Regions from separate parts of the Homo sapiens genome. Here region 1 is linked to region 2. Evidence: read pairs that join two places in POLR2A ChIA-PET (ENCODE). Cell type or tissue: HepG2. All regions are shown on one strand. Each heading gives the region's core, and the rest is flanking DNA. Links, peaks and the distances in the headings are about the cores only.

Evidence for each region. Peaks named below come from ENCODE experiments on the same cell type or tissue, not always from the same donor. Only the 100,000 strongest peaks of a DNase experiment are listed, where the experiment ranks them.
Region 1: POLR2A ChIA-PET joins it to region 2 with 12 read pairs; 1 of 35 experiments calls an interaction of 5 or more read pairs at or near these places.

The regions. Positions count from the first base shown.
Region 1 is chr2:142,810,000-142,818,156 of GRCh38, reverse strand. No RefSeq gene overlaps it. Among named protein-coding and RNA genes, the nearest start is that of KYNU, 64 kb to the left of the region's middle. In HepG2, for the core only: no CTCF peak of the experiment used is centred there; a DNase peak (open chromatin) is centred at 3,836; H3K4me3 peaks cover 651 bases.
Region 2 is chr2:142,946,908-142,955,064 of GRCh38, reverse strand. It overlaps KYNU (kynureninase), which reads right to left. Exons shown (of 14, transcript NM_003937.3): 5 at 194-255. It also overlaps the pseudogene SFXN4P1. Among named protein-coding and RNA genes, the nearest start is that of KYNU, 73 kb to the right of the region's middle. In HepG2, for the core only: no CTCF peak of the experiment used is centred there; a DNase peak (open chromatin) is centred at 3,424.

The DNA of each region.
Region 1 (8,157 bases), core at 2,413-4,912, 140 kb after region 2:
GCCCAGGCTGGAATGCAGAGCACAATCATGGCTCACTGCATCCTCAACCTCCCAGCCTCAAGTGATCCTCCCACCGTGTTGTCTTATTTTAAGAAATTGCCACAGCTATCCCAACCATTAGCAACTAGCACCTGATCAGTCAGCAGCCATCAACACTGAAACAAGACCTTTACCAGCAAAAAGATTATAACTTGCTGAAGGGCTCAGATGATAGTAAGCATTTTTTAGCAATAAAATATTTTAAAATTAATGTGTGCATTTTTTAGACATAATTTTGCACACTTAATATTCTGCAATACAGTACAAATGTAACTTTTTTATGTACTGGGAAACCAAAAAATATGTATAACTCTCTACATTGCAATGATTTGGAACCTAACCCACAATATCTCTGAGGTATGCCTGCAGGTCTAGTTTAAGCCTTATAGCTGTTGTGTATTATTCTATCAAATGAACAAACTAGATTTAATTGTTTGTGTTGTGTTAGGATTTCTGTTTGTTTCAATGTTTAGGTTTTGGCAATCATGTCTTCATTGAACATCTTAATATGTCTCTATTGAGGTCATGTCCAGGTCTTGTTTCGTTGTTTCTCTTTGTCTCTACCATGATGTACATTCTTCTCTCTACATTGTCTTTTGCATGCATCTGCTCTCAATAATGTGTTTTATTTGGCTCTAATATTCCCAGAACAAATACATTTTTGTCTCACTTTCTATGGTTTACTTTAGCAGTTTATCATTGAGAGAGGAAGAAGAGAAGCAAAGATAGTGAACTGCAGTGGGAAAATTTTGAACAGAAATCAAGGAAGTTATTTTGTGCCTTATGAGTATTTAACACAGGTGAAAAGATCAAGTCTTCATACTCTTAAAAGTTTTCTATTGCCATGTACATGAAATGAGTCCTGTCTCTTCCATTTCTGTTTCACCGACTTTTTAACTGCCTGGGAACTCTGTGTGTGACTTCTTCTCTGTGCTAGGTTGCTTAAATCAGTTTCTTTAAGGCAAAATAAATGTTCTCAGATTGTAATCTCTTGAAGGACAAAGGGCACATCCTGTAGTTATCTTTGTTCAGTGCCTGGGACAGCATTATGATGATGAGGACTTTATTTGATTCCTACTTCTTCAGAGTAAATAGTGGTTATTAAATCACCAGAAATTTCTCTTCTCCTACTATGATGTACTCTAATACCAAGACCTTTATTTTACTGGAAAATATTCTGAACAAGCAATGCTTTAAATCTCATTGCTGTCTTTATGAATTTAATACTAACATAGCATGTAAGGATGTCAGAGAAAAGACTTTATGAACATCACGTAGCTTTATCCAGTATTTATGAACCATATTGTGCTGGGATTCCCATGGAGTTATTTAGCTATCAAACTGCTCTAAAAACAATATTTATACTATTTTAAAAACCAAAACACAATATAAGATAAATTCAAACACTCTACTTTTTATGAGGGGTCTTATGAGTAAAATGTTTTCCTATGTCTTTGGATCTGATTCCTCTGGAAAAAAATTAAACACATATTTCCTGTGTGTTCTAATTTATTACTTAATCATATATGAAAAATAAATTTCTTATACTTAGTAGAAGTAATTTTTATTAACAAAAATTCCAATCTTGGATGGGAGGCAATCTATGCTTAATTTCCCTAATGGAACCAAAGATGAGAAGGCTCCTAGATGTACTAAGGAGGTTAATCATTTATTTTCTATTCCATACTTCCCTTTTCCATTTAAAAGAAATTTCTTTAAAATCCATCTCATCCCTACCCCATGATTCATAAAAGTGAGTAGTTTTATATGAACTAAGTGATCTACTTTCATATATTTTCATTAGTACTAGAGGCATGACCTAGAGCAGTGGTTCTCAAAGTTTAGCATGCATTAGAATCACCTGAAAGGCTTGAGACACAGATTTCTGACAGCCACCCTGGAGGTTCCAATTCAGTAGGTCTGGAGCTGGGCCTGTGAATTTGCATCTTTAACACATTATCAGGTGTTGCTACTCTTACCGGTACAAAAATTGCACTTTGAGAATCACTGACCTAGAGAAGTTTTGAGCTTGGGCTCTCAGTAAAAGTTAGTAAGATTCCCCTTACTAAGAATTTGGAATTGGAGAATGTTATCAGTTATTTTTATGTAATACCTATGAATCTGGGGCTAAAGTGGCCACATGGGTCATGGGCAATTAGAGAAAGTTATTTTGCAGAGTAAGGAATAAATTAGATATTCATCAAGCAAAGTAAAGAGCAGAGGAAATGCAGCTTCAGAAAAGAGAGAAATGGAGAAAGCAGCTCTTCAGGTAATTTGCTAATTTCTAGTTCCAATCATTTGATACGTCTGCTTAAAGTTCTTATATTTGGGTTCTGAAAGATATCCTTTGGTAACTTTGTAATAAATACCAGCTTTTTCATCATGAGTATTTTGCAAGGCACAGAATCTCATTTAAAAAATTATTGCTGAATGAAAAAAAAGAATATTTTTTTCTGGACTAATCTTATATATGAAATTATTGGTTTATACATATATTTCAACAATAACACAAACAAACCCTGCTAGTGTTTATGACGACTATGGCAAAAGGCCAAAGATCTTCACTGATCAACCTATTTAAAATAGCATATGGCACTATATTGTTGATTTATTTGTTTATATTTTAGAGTCTGTCTTTAGAATGAGATCAAGAAACTCTGTTTGTGTATTCTCCACATTTGAAATAATAATGAATAATGAACAAATACATAAATTAATAAAGGATAGCACATTTTTAGCTTAAGCAAAATATGTCTTTTTTGAAAATATTATTTCTTGAAATTGTTGGCCAAGCCTACCAGTTGCTTTCTGTGTTATGCAAGTGCTGAAAAATTAATAACATTTTCATTTTCTCATGGCTTTAAATGAAATCACCAGATATTATGTAGCCAGTCACAACAGGTCACGATGGCGAGGTCAGAGAGTTGCACAGATACTGATCACAGAGATTATCTATGTTAGCAATTACATAGAGAGAAGTCAGTAAGTTAGGAAAAGCTAAAATATGGCAGAAAACTATGACAGTAGTATCTTTGTCTGCATATCAAACAATTTCAAAATCTCAAAGACAAACATAGCTTTTATTCACATTTTCTCAGGCCTGTAGTTTGGCGGAGGCAACTGAGCTTTGTGCTGCAAGTCTGCATGTGTGTTGGAACAGTTCTGATCCATGCATGGATGAGACAGGAAGAAGCCAATTGAAGCAGGAGTTTTTTCTGGTAGCAGTCAGAATATTCCCAAGGCATTGGCGGAAATATGTGATGCCCCCTAAGGCATAAGATTGCTACTTTATTGCTGTTACTTAACTCATATCCCATGGATCAAGGGAAATCGCATGGCTATGTTCCACATCTGTGGAGCATAGAAATGTACTCCCTATATGTAGATCAGAGGGAATGAATTTTTGTCAAACAATGTTCTAATTTACTTCAAGCACCAATAAGGAAAAAATAATTTTGCTAAGACTACTCATAAACCCAAAGCAAATGCCTTCATCTCTTATTCCATAGGCTAAAGTAGAGCTGGAACTCAGATGTTCAAAATAGTGCTGTTTTTGGTGATATGTCTTCCATCCCCGTTTGTGTTGAAGGACTGAGTCAGAGTTCAGTTAAAGAAATAGATCAACTCTATTAATTTAGAGGAAATGCAATATGGAGAACTGGCTTTAAACATGTAGAAAGGACAGGAATATCAAAAGGGGGAAAGGGTGATATTATCTAGAGAAAGAAAAGGCAAAAGATATGATACTCAAAGATCAAAAGCTGTGAAAGTCCTTGACCTAGAGTCCATGAGCTTGTGCCTGATGCAATTCTGTTAGAAACTCTGTTGTAGTTGGTGTTTGATCCACCAAAGAGGTTACAGCTTAACCATCCCAGGACTGACACTGAAAAGGTAGCCTTTCCCAGATCGCTGAAGTCCAGTATCATCCTCTCTCTCTGCATTTCTAGCAATTTTCAACAACTACCAAAGTGAATGAACCAGAAACGGAAAGCTTCTCTCTTCCTCCCACTTTCTGATTCCGTGTTCCCTCTCCTAATGATAAGTACTCAAGAAAAAGCCAGCTGTCAGAGGAGGTCTGAGAAATACAATGTGCTGACCTCAGTCTCCTAATACATAGCAGTCAGGCAGGATGGAGGTTAGGGGTCAAGAGCAAATAGACAAATGATCTCCATGAAAGTGCCCTTATCTTTTGGCTGAAGGAATATGGACAATCTTTTTGCAGGAGGACTTAGGGAGAGGAGAGAGAAGTGACAAAATTAGAGAATTGATAGGACAGCATTTTTTGGCTTACCAGTCAGTTAGGTTAGGTTTGATATCTGGCAAAAACAAGTAGGCTCAAGATAGAAGCTTAAATAACTCATTTCATTAACTGCACTATGAGATCCCAGGAATAGAGCTTTGGTGCTTCAGGGTCAACCTGATACTGTGCATGAAATATAGCACTTGCAGAAACTTCAAGGACTGAAAATGAGTCTCAGCACAAACTTGGTTCAGTTCCTAGAAAAGAATGCCAGAGTAGAAAAAATTATACTCAAATCATCATGACACATGCAGGATACCTCCAGCCTTCACATTCTCTACAATAACAAATTGGGAGAACAGGGATTTTAGAAGAGATGAATTTTTTGCTTAAACTGATGAAAGTTTTAAATCCAGTGGAAATTAGTGTTTAATGTGACACAGTGTTGTTACAGCCTGATGGAATCTAAGACCGTTTACAAAACTGCAGAACTTAAGAAATGAAATGAAACTAGTCCATCTAATCTAAATTATATGTATGATGACCCACAAAAGGAAATATATCTTATGATGGATTACACACACACATACACACACAGAGACATATTCCAAAATAACTTTAAAAAATATTTCATGAAACAGCACTTACCCTCATGTGATATGCTTTGATGTTTTCTGTTCTTTCTATTCTATACCATTTTATTTATTAGAAGAATGCTGGTTGTGGCCCATTTATTTAATTTCATGACTACTTTTCATGACTTTAAAGGAAGTATAACAGCCCTCTTTCAGTTTAAAAAACACTGATCACAGCTAATTCTCACCTTATAATTAAAAAAACTGAGATATGGTTTGATACATCTTTACATGTTTCTTAATGTTCCTTATGCAGTAGGTTGTCTTATGTTGTTTTCAGTCATAAAATCCTTAAAAAGTTAGGTTATAACTAGTTAAAGTGTATTTAACATTATTAGAATTTTCATCTATGTTTTTAGTGAATGCTTTACAATGATTACGAGTATGTATTTGAACTGCGTGTTTCATGAGCTAATCTAATTTCCCCCAAGGAAATTATTAGCCCTTCAAGAACAGAGAAAACAAAAATTGACAAGTTGGATCTAATTAAAGAGCTCTGCACAGCAAAAGAAATTATCAACAGAGTGAACAGACAACTTACAGAAAGGAAGAAAATATTCGCAAACTATGCATTTGACAAAGGTCTAATATCCAGAATCCATAAGGAACTTAAACAGTTCAACAAACAAAAAACAAATAACCCCATTAAAAATGGGTAAAAAACATGAACAGATGCTTCTCAAAAGAAGACATGTAGGCAGCCAACGAATATATGAAAAAAATGTCCATTATCACTAATCATTAGAGAAATGCAAATCAAAACCACAATGAGACACCATCTCACACCAGTCAGAATGGCTATTATTAAAAAGTTGAAAACAATAGTGAGGTAGTAGAGAAAAGGGAATACTTACATACTTCTGGTGGGAATGTAAATTAGTTCAGCCACTGTGGAAAGCAGTTTGAAGGTATCTCAAATAACTTAGATAGAACTATTATGTGGGGATGAGGGGGAGGAGCCAAGATGGCCGAATAGGAACAGCTCCGGTCTACAGCTCCCAGTGTGAGCGATGCAGAAGACGGGTGATTTCTGCATTTCCATCTGAGGTACCGGGTTCATCTAACTAGGGAGTGCCAGACAGTGGGCGCAGGTCAGTGGGTGCGCGCACCGTGCGCGAGCCAAAGCAGGGCGAGGCATTGCCTCACTCAGGAAGCGCAAGGGGTCAGGAGTTCCCTTTCCTACCCAAAGAAAGGGGTGACAGATGGCACCTGGAAAATCGGGTCACTCCAACCCGAATACTGCGCTTTTCCGAAGGGCTTAAAAACTGCCCACCAGGAGATTACATCTCGCACCTGGCTCGGAGGGTCCTACGCCCACGGAGTCTCGCTGATTGCTAGCACAGCAGTCTGAGATCAAACTGCAAGGCGGCAGCGAGGCTGGGGGAGGGGCGCCCGCCATTGCCCAGGCTTCCTTAGGTAAACAAAGCAGCCTGGAAGCAAGAACTGGGTGGAGCTCACCACAGCTCAAGGAGGCCTGCCTGCCTCTGTAGGCTCCACCTCTGGGGGCAGGGAACAGAAAAACAAAAAGACAGCAGTAACCTCTGCAGACTTAAATGTCCCTGTCTGACAGCTTTGAAGAGAGCAGTGGTTCTCCCAGCACACAGCTGGAGATCTGAGAACCGGCAGACTGCCTCCTCAAGTGGGTCCCTGACCCCTGACCCCCGAGCAGCCTAACTGGGAGGCACCCCCCAGCAGGGGCAGACTGACAACTCACAGGGCCCAGTACTCCAACAGACCTGCAGCTGAGGGTCCTGTCTGTTAGAAGGAAAACTAACAAACAGAAAGGACATCCACACCAAAAACCCATCTGCACATCACCATCATCAAAGACCAAAAGTAGATAAAACCACAAAGATGGGGAAAAAACAGAGCAGAAAAACTGGAAACTCTAAAAAGCAGAGCACCTCTCCTCCTCCAAAGGAACGCAGTTCCTCACCAGCAACGGAACAAAGCTGGACGGAGAATGACTTTGACGAGCTGAGAGAAGAAAGCTTCAGACATTCAAATTACTCCGAGCTATGGGAGGACATTCAAACCAAAGGCAAAGAAGTTGACAACTTTGAAAAAAATTTGGAAGAATATATAACTAGAATAACCAATACAGAGAAGTGCTTAAAGGAGCTGATGGAGCTGAAAACCAAGGCTCGAGAACTACGTGAAGAATGCTGAAGCCTCAGGAGCCGGTGCGATCAACTGGAAGAAAGGGTATCAGCGATGGAAGATGAAATGAATGAAATGAAGCGAGAAGGGAAGTTTAGAGAAAAAAGAATAAAAAGAAACAAGCAAAGCCGCCAAGAAATATGGGACTATGTGAAAAGACCAAATCTACGTCTGATTGGTGTACCTGAAAGTGATGGGGAGAATGGAACCAAGTTGGAAAACACTCTGCAGGATATTATCCAGGAGAACTTCCCCAATCTAGCAAGGCAGGCCAACGTTCAGATTCAGGAAATACAGAGAACGCCACAAAGATACTCCTCGAGAAGAGCAACTCCAAGACACAATTGTCAGGTTCAACAAAGTTGAAATGAAGGAAAAAACGTTAAGGGCAGCCAGAGAGAAAGGTCGGGTTACCCTCAAAGGGAAGCCCATCAGACTAACAGCGGATCTGTGGGCAGAAACTCTACAAGCCAGAAGAGAGTGGGGGCCAATATTCAACATTCTCAAAGAAAAGAATTTTCAACCCAGAATTTCATATCCAGCCAAACTAATCTTCATAAGTGAAGGAGAAATAAAATACTTTACAGACAAGCAAATGCTGAGAGATTTTGTCACCACCAGGCCTGCCCTAAAAGAGCTCCTGAAGGAAGCGCTAAACATGGAAAGGAACAACCGGTACCAGCCACTGCAAAATCATGCCAAAATGTAAAGACCATCGAGACTAGGAAGAAACTGCATCAACTAACGAGCAAAATCACCAGCTAACATCATAATGACAGGATCAAATTCACACATAACAATATTAACTTTAAATGTAAATGGACTAAATGCTCCAATTAAAAGACACAGACTGGCAAATTGGATAAAGAGTCAAGACCCATCAGTATGCTGTATTCAGGAAACCCATCTCACGTGCAGAGACAGACATAGGCTCAAAATAAAAGGATGGAGGAAAATCTACCAAGCAAATGGAAAATAAAAAAAGGGGTTGCAATCCCAGTCTTGGATAAAACAGACTTTAAACCAACAAAGATCAAAAGAGACAAAGAAGGCCATTACATAATAGTAAAGGGATCAATTCAA
Region 2 (8,157 bases), core at 2,009-4,508:
CTCAAGAGTCAACTCTTCCATGATTAGGAAGAAGCTATTATATCATGGTCCAGCATTTCCTAGTAAAAATGAAAATAACCTCACAATTTATTTTTAAATAAGTAAACCCCCAGAAGCTCATGAATTAAAGATAGAAAAACATCAGATTCTGTAAATGAATGTGTTCTAAACATTAGTGGGAAAGAAAACTTACCATTAGAAGATGTAAATTTACAGTCAAAGCATTCATTAGGGCTATTTCTTTCTCATTGGCTCCTGTAAAATAAACATATCGTAATTTAGATGTTTGTACTATGTCTAAAGATACTGAAAAAACAAAGTAGGAAGACTTCACTCAATCATTCTTAATGTCTTTAGAGATAAGGGCATATTTGATGTGTCATCACAAAGAAATGGAAGTTTTCCCACTTGACTCATTTTATCAAATGATATCTGGACTTAGATGCACACAGCTAGCTAAAATTAAATTTCTTTTATGATGTAGTAAATAACAACAAAATAATGAAGCATTTGCTTTTGCCTGTAAACTAAAAATGATATATCCTATTATCAGCTCAATTGTCAAATTCCCAAGGAGCATATTTTTGTGCTAAGTATATCTTCAAAGGAATCTAAAAAGATATTAAGGCCAATTACATTTTTAAAGTTCGTTGTTTCTAACATCAAATTAAAATACACCTTTTATAAAAGGAGGCAAACTTTGTGAATCATAACTCACTGTTATTACAGTGAAATATATAACAAGACAAAACAGCCGCATAGCAAATTATGACCCAAATAGCTCTGACATTTATTCATACACACTGAGATAAAAGATAATATAGACGTGTATTGTCTGATGAGAAAATATGCAAAAGTAAGATATCCACTACATAATTATTAATATAATCTGATCTAATTCCTGCTAACAAGGGTTTTGACACTAGAAACAGATCCAGAGACAGAGAATACATTGGTTACTTAAGAATTCAAAGCATAATCACAACAATAATAATACCTTCCATGTTTTGAGTCCTTATGATGTTTCTTCAAGGCAATTAGACCTGTGTAATAGAAATTACGCCCCTTTACTGTCACTGAGAAAAATGAGATGTGTACCTTATCCAGAGGGATATTTCTGAGAGAGTCCCATTTTAAAAGAATAGACAGTACATAGAATAAATCTAATTGACAGATTCCAGGATAAGTTCACTAGAGGGGAGAAGCCATGTAAATAAGTATATAATTTAAGAATTTATATTTCAACATAGCCATTTAAGGAAGGACCTGTATCTTTATTGGGTCAAGGAAAACTTCTTGTTGCATTTGCCACATAGATTTCTCCATTTGACAGACAAGGTTGATGAACAAGTGGTGGATGCTAAAAGACGTATCTCTGATCACTGTAAGGTGAATAATATCTAACGTCAAGGGGCAGTAAGAAAAATCTCACTGTATATTCCTAGAACTAAATAAAATTTGTCCTGGATATACTAAATAGATATGAATATAAGCTTATGTTGCATATAGTGACATATGCCTTCTTCTCCATGTTTCAAAGAGAAGATTTCTTTGAAATATGGTTTAAAAAATACTGCCATCTTCATTATATTTATTTCCCTACATTATTGTGGAGGCTAAAGCAACTCTATATTGGGTGTTAATCTGCCATGTTGACTTCTGGGTAACCCTTATTCTGGGAATGCCTTTAAGATTTCTATTTTAACTGCTGCTACCATAAATCCTGCCCTTAGGCAGATTCACATAGCATTCTTGCCGTTCCCTGAGAGGTTGACTTCAATTGTTCCACATAATCCTTCCCTATGTTTTACATATAAGTCATACGCGGTGGGTAATGGTACGGGGGGATTCACTATCTAATCTTGTTGTTGTCAATTGCCAGGACATCATGACTTCTGTTTCTCACTCCCTATTAAATGTTTCTTTCTGAGAAACTGGATTTATCAGTCTCTTACTTGGGCCTTTCAGCTTCCTCCGGTTTGGGGGATAGGTTTGCATAAACCTGTCGACCACAGAACAATTATAGAGTGAATTTTTACTGCTATTTCTAAAACAAACACTATCTAAAGTAACTTGATCTTACTCTTGACTCCCTGTTATTTGCACACATCTATTTGGAAAACCATTTATTTAAAAAAAATGGCAGGGTGAGTGGAAGGAGGAAAGAAAAAGTAATATGAAGAAAAATACAGAATTAGTGGAAAGAGAAGCATTTTAAAGAATAAAGTGAGGAGAAAATAAAAGAAAAAATAATTATCACAAATAAAATCAAGAAATGGAAGAGGCAGGAAAAAGGAGGCTTTCTGTAGAAGCTCAGACATTCCATTTTTGCTTAAATATTATATTCTGATTAAAATGGATATAATGGTAGGCTGAGGCAGGAGGAATGCTTGAACCCAAGTGTTCAAGATGGGCCTGGGCAACATAGTGAGATTCTGTCTCTGCAAACAGTTTTTAAAAATTAGTCAGGTGTAGTGGCATGCTCCTATAGTTCCAGCTACTCTGGAGGCTGAGACAGGAAGAGTGCTTGAGGTTCCAGTGAACTATAAATTGCACCAGTGCACTCCACACTCTAGCCTGGGTGACAGAGTGGAACCTGCATCTAAAAAAAAGCAAAAACAAAAACAAAGAAAGAAATAAGAAAACAAACAAACAAACAAAAACAAATAAAAAGAAAATTTGGATATAGGCTGGGCATGATGGTTTTATATCTCTAATCCCAACACTTTGAGAGGCCAAGATAGGTGGATGGTTTGAGCTCAGGAGTTCAAGACCAGCCTGGGCAACATGGTGAGACCCTGTCTCTACTAAAAATACAAAAAACAGCTGGATGTGGTGGTGCATGCCTGTGTTCCCAGCTACTTGGAAGGCTGAGTTGGAGAATCGCTTGAGCCTGGGGAAGGTGGCGGGTCAGGAGAGGTAGCAGTGCACTCCAGCCAGGGTGACAGAGGGAGATTCTGTCTCAAAAAACAAAACAAACAAACAAAACACGATACAGATTCCTGGACATTTTGGTTCTCCAAACAATACAGTGTTCATTTTGAATCACCTAAAATTTTTCTGGCTTGGGAATGTGATGCACCTACACACATGTTCCCCTCCAGATGTGCTGGGCAGAATTAAACTACACTTACACTTGGTATAGAGCTTCCCTCATTTCACTTTCAATGGCCTCCTCACACTTGGGCCAATTCTTTGTAAATAATCCCTTCCTGATTTGAACAATTTTTCTGTACACATATACAAACATTATTGTACAATGGACCACTTTAAATTAAACTTAACTGAGCACATCACAAAATGCAATCTTCATCTGCTACTGACCTTTGTCCAAGGACAGGGTTAGTCCAACATGCAAGAATGTGTACACTTATAACTGGGGGTGGTGCAAATAGTAAAGTTTCAAAACATTAACAGAAGTGTTTACTACAAATATGACCTAAAGGCACTAAAGAATTTAGTGTTCTTAACATCAAATAGCTACAACAGACTGATTTTTAGTGTACAGGCATACTTTGTTTCATTGCTCTTCACTTCATTGTTTTTTGTCTTATTTTGTCACTCAGGTTGGAGTACAGAGGCATGATCACAGCTCACTGCAAACTCTGCCTCCCAAGGTCAAACAATCCTTCTACCTCTGTTACATGACATCCAGCTAATTTTTTGTATTTTTGGTAGAGACAGGGTTTTACCATGTCCAGGCTGGTCTCAAACTCCTGAGCTTAGGCTATCTTCCTGCCTTGGCCTCCCAAAGTGCTGAAGGGATTACAGGCATAGGCCACCACACCTGGCCTTTTGTTTGTTTGTTTGTTTGTTAAACAAACTGTAGGTCTGTGGCAACCCTCCATCAACTGATCTTATCAGTGCCATTTTTCCAAAAGAATGTGCTCACCTCATGTCTCTGTATCACATTTTGATAATTCTTGCAATATTTCAAACTTTATTATTATTTCCGTGATCAATGATCTTTGATGTTAATACTGTAATTATTTTGGCATGCTACAAACCACATTCATATAAGACAGAGAACTTAATCAATAAATGTTGTGTGTTCTGACTGCTCCACTGATCAGCCCTTCCCCCATTTCTCTCCCACTTCTCCAGCCTCCCTGTTCCCTGAGACTCAACATTGAAAATAAGCCAATCAATAACCCTACAATGGCCTTTAGGTGTTCAAGTGAAAGGAAGTGTCATATGCCTGTCACTTTAAATCAAAAGCTGGACATGATTAAGCTTAGTGAGGCAGACATGTCAAAAGCTGAGGTAGGCTGAAAGCTAGGTCTCTTGTGCCAAACAGCCAAGTTGTAAATATAAAGAAAATGTTCTTGAAAGAAGTTAAAATTGCTACTTCAGTGAACACAACAATAAGAAAGACCAACAGCCTTCATATGGTTTGGCTGTGTCCCCACTCAAATCTCATCTTGAATTCCCATGTATTGTGGGAGGGACCTGGCGGGACGTAATCATGGGGGCAGGTTTTTCCTGTGCTGTCCTCCTGATAGTGAATAAGTCTCATGAGATCTGATGGTTTTAAAAATGGGAGTTTCCCTACACAAGCTCTCTCCTTGCCTCCTGCCATCCATGTAAGATGTGATTTGCTCCTCCTTGCCTTCTGCCATGATTGTGAGGCTTCCCCAGCCAGGTGGAACTGTGAGTTCTCTGGTAAACCTCTTTCATTTGTAATTTGCCCAGTCTCAGGTATGTCTTTATCAGCAGCATGAAAACAGACTAATACAGTAAATTAGTACCAGCAGAATGGGACATTGCTGAAAAGATATCCAAAAATGTGGAAGCAACTTTGGAACTGGGTAACATGCAGAGGTTGGAATGGTTTGGAGGGTTCACAACAAGACAGGAAAATGTGGGAAAGTTTGGAACTTCCTAGAAACTTGTCAAATGGCTTTGACCAAAATGCTGATAATGATATGGACAATGAAATCCAGGCTGAGGTAGTCTCAGATGGAGATGAGGAACTTGTTGGGAACTGGAGCAAAGGTGACTCTTGTTATGTTTTAGCAAAGAGACTGGCGACATTCTGCCCCTGCCCTAGAAATTTATGGAACTTTGAACTTGAGAGGGATTATTTAGGGTATCTGGCAGAAGAAACTTCTAAGCAGCAAAGCATTCAAGATGTGACTTGGGTACTGTTAAAGGCATTCCATTTGAAAAGAGAAACAGAGCATAAGAGTGTGGAAAATTTGCAGCCTGACAACACGATGAAAAGAAAATCCAAATTTCTGAGAAGAAATTCAAGGTAGCTGCAGAAATTTGCATAAGTAACGAGGAGCAGAATGTTAATCCCCAAGACAATGGGGAAAATGTCTCCAGGGCATGTCAGAGGTCTTCATGGCAGCTCCTCCCATCACAAGCCCAGAGGGCTAGGAGGAAAAAGTGGTTTCATGGGTGGGACCCAGAGCCCACCTGCAGTGTGCAGACTAGGGACTTGGTGCCCTGAGTCCCAGCCACTCCAGCCATGGATGAAAGGGGCCAAGGTACAGCTCAGTCTGTGGCTTCAAAGGGTGCAAGCCTCAAGCCTTGGCAGCTTCCACATGGTGTTGAGCTTGTGAGTGCACAGAAGTCAAGGTTTGGGCACCTCTGCCTAGATTTCAGAAGATGTATGGAAATGCCTGGATGTCCAGGCAGAAGTTTGCTGTAGAGGTGGGATCCTCATGGAGAACCTCTGCTAGGGCAGTGCAGAAGGGAAATGTGGGGTGGCAGCCCCCACACAGTGTACCTACTGGGACACCACCTAGTGGAGCTGTGAGAAGAGGGCCACTGTCCTCCAGTCCCCAGAGTGGTAGATCCACTGACAGCTTGCACCATGCGCCCAGAAAAGCCACAGATACTCAACACCAGCCCATGAAGGCAGCTGGGAGTGAGGCTGTACCCTGCAAAGCCACAGGGGTGGAGCTGCCCAAGACCACATGGGAACCCACCTCTTGCATAGCATGACCCAGATGCGAGACATGGAATCAAAGATCATTTCAGAGCTTTAAGATTTGACTGCCCCACTGGATTTTGGACTTGCATGGGGCCTGTAGCCCCTTTGTTTTGGCCAATTTCTCCCATTTTGAACAGCTGTATTTACCCAGTGCCTGTACCTCCATTGTATTTAAGGAATAATTAACTTGCCATTTATCTTACAGGATCATAGGCAGAAGGGACCTTCCTTGTCTCAGATGAGACTTTGGACTGTGGACTTTTGAGTTAATGCTGGAATGAGTTAAGACTTTGGGGGACTGTTGGAAAGGCATGACTGGTTTTGAAATGTGAGGACATGAGATTTGGGAGGGGCCAAAGGTGGAATGATATGGTTTGGTTGTGTCCCCACCCGAATCTCATCTTGAATTCCCACATGTTGTGGGAGGGACCTGGTGGGAAGTAATTGAATCAAGAGGGCAGGTCTTTCCTGTGCTGTCCTCCTGATAGTAAATAAGTCTCATGAGATCTGATGGTTTAAAAAAGGGGAGTTTCCCTACACAAGCTATCTCTTTGCCTGTCGCCATCCACATAAGATGTGACTCTCTCCTCCTTACCTTCTGCCACTGTCATGAGGCTTCCCCAGCTATGTGCAACTATGAGTTCTCCATTAAACTTCTTTCCTTTGTAAATTGCCCAGTCTTGGGTATGTCTTCATCAGTGGCTAAAAACAGACTAATACAAGCTTTATTGCTGATATGGAGAAAGTTTGAGTGATCTGGTCAGATGATCAAACCAGCCCCAACATTCCATTAAGCCAAAGCCTAAACCAGAGCAAGGCCCCAATTCTCTTCAATTCTTTGAAGCCTGACAGAGGTGAGGAAGATGTAAAAGAAAAGTGTGAAACTAGCACAGGTTGGCTCATAAGGTTTAAGGAAAGAAACTTAGAAGTTCAAGGTGGACATAGGTCCCAGGAAGAGGAGTACATAGCATAGGAGCCAGGCAGTGACCAGGGTGCAGCAGTGCCACTCCCTGCATAGGGTCCAGGTGCACTTGTGTATCATGAAATGCAGATCCTTTTATTGATGATTTCTTCGGTGGACACAATTATTAGATCTTAAAAATCTGGTCATTTCAATTGAGAAAATAGAGGCAACTACTCTTTGTAAATAAAGAGGCACCCAGGCCTGACTTGGAGGACCCAATGATACAAGAAACTTTGAAGAGCAGTCTCTCAACAGGGCATCATGACAGCAGCAAACTGAACCCTGCTTTTTTCAGCCTATAGCTATACTGCCTTTCATGATGCCCATGGTATTTCTGTAGATGATGCCAGCAAAAGGGAGAAAGTCCACGGTTTTACCCCAGGTTTCTTATAAACTTACATATAATTATAGCACACAGCATTATCAGCAGAAATGCAAACTGTAATCATTGCCAAAGAGTATATTACTAGGGGAAGGAGTAATTGCTTCTTCAATCTTCTTTGGAATAATCCCTCATTTGGGCCCAAATGAAGTATGCCCAGGATAATCTTTAGATGAAAAAAAACCTGACCTATCATCTTTCTCAACCAAGTCAATGGAATGAATGTTTTTGCATTCCAAAGTTTTGGGCCCATTCAAGGGATCAAGGTAATGAGCAAGAAAGGCAATGTCATGGACCATCTCAGAAGAGCTGGGAAAAAGGCTTTTAAAGAAACAGCAATATCCAGGGAAGCGCTGTTTGGGACATTAGCTTTTATTCCGATGTCTTCAACTATTTTTTAAAAAGACACAGTACAGTAAGCTTGAAGAGGAAATCCCATCTGCAATAGAAAAAATGGAATGCTTCTATGACACAGGTGTGTAGTGGTGAGTTTTAAGTGAATTTGTCTGGTTCCTACTTGAAAATCTTCCTCTCTCAAGGTTTCAGTTTAGAGAACTCCACTGAAGTTTTCTTGGGAACCTCAGAGGTGTCTGCGTTAGCAAGATGACTTAAGATTACACATACTGAGGTCATTTCCAGGTTGATTGTGTTGGGGGTCTGTAAGGGTGGCTGAAAAAAGCAACAAAAGGACATATTGTTTGACATTAGTCACAGGAGTTGCTTGGGGAAGGGTGAGGTGAGAATCAGCCCACAAAAGGGTACCATGAAATTACTAATAAACTTGTCTCAAGTTGGCTATTTGAAATACAAAAAGTACAAGGTGAAACAGTTAAGTGCTGATGGAGAATCTGCAGCAAGTTACCCAGAAAA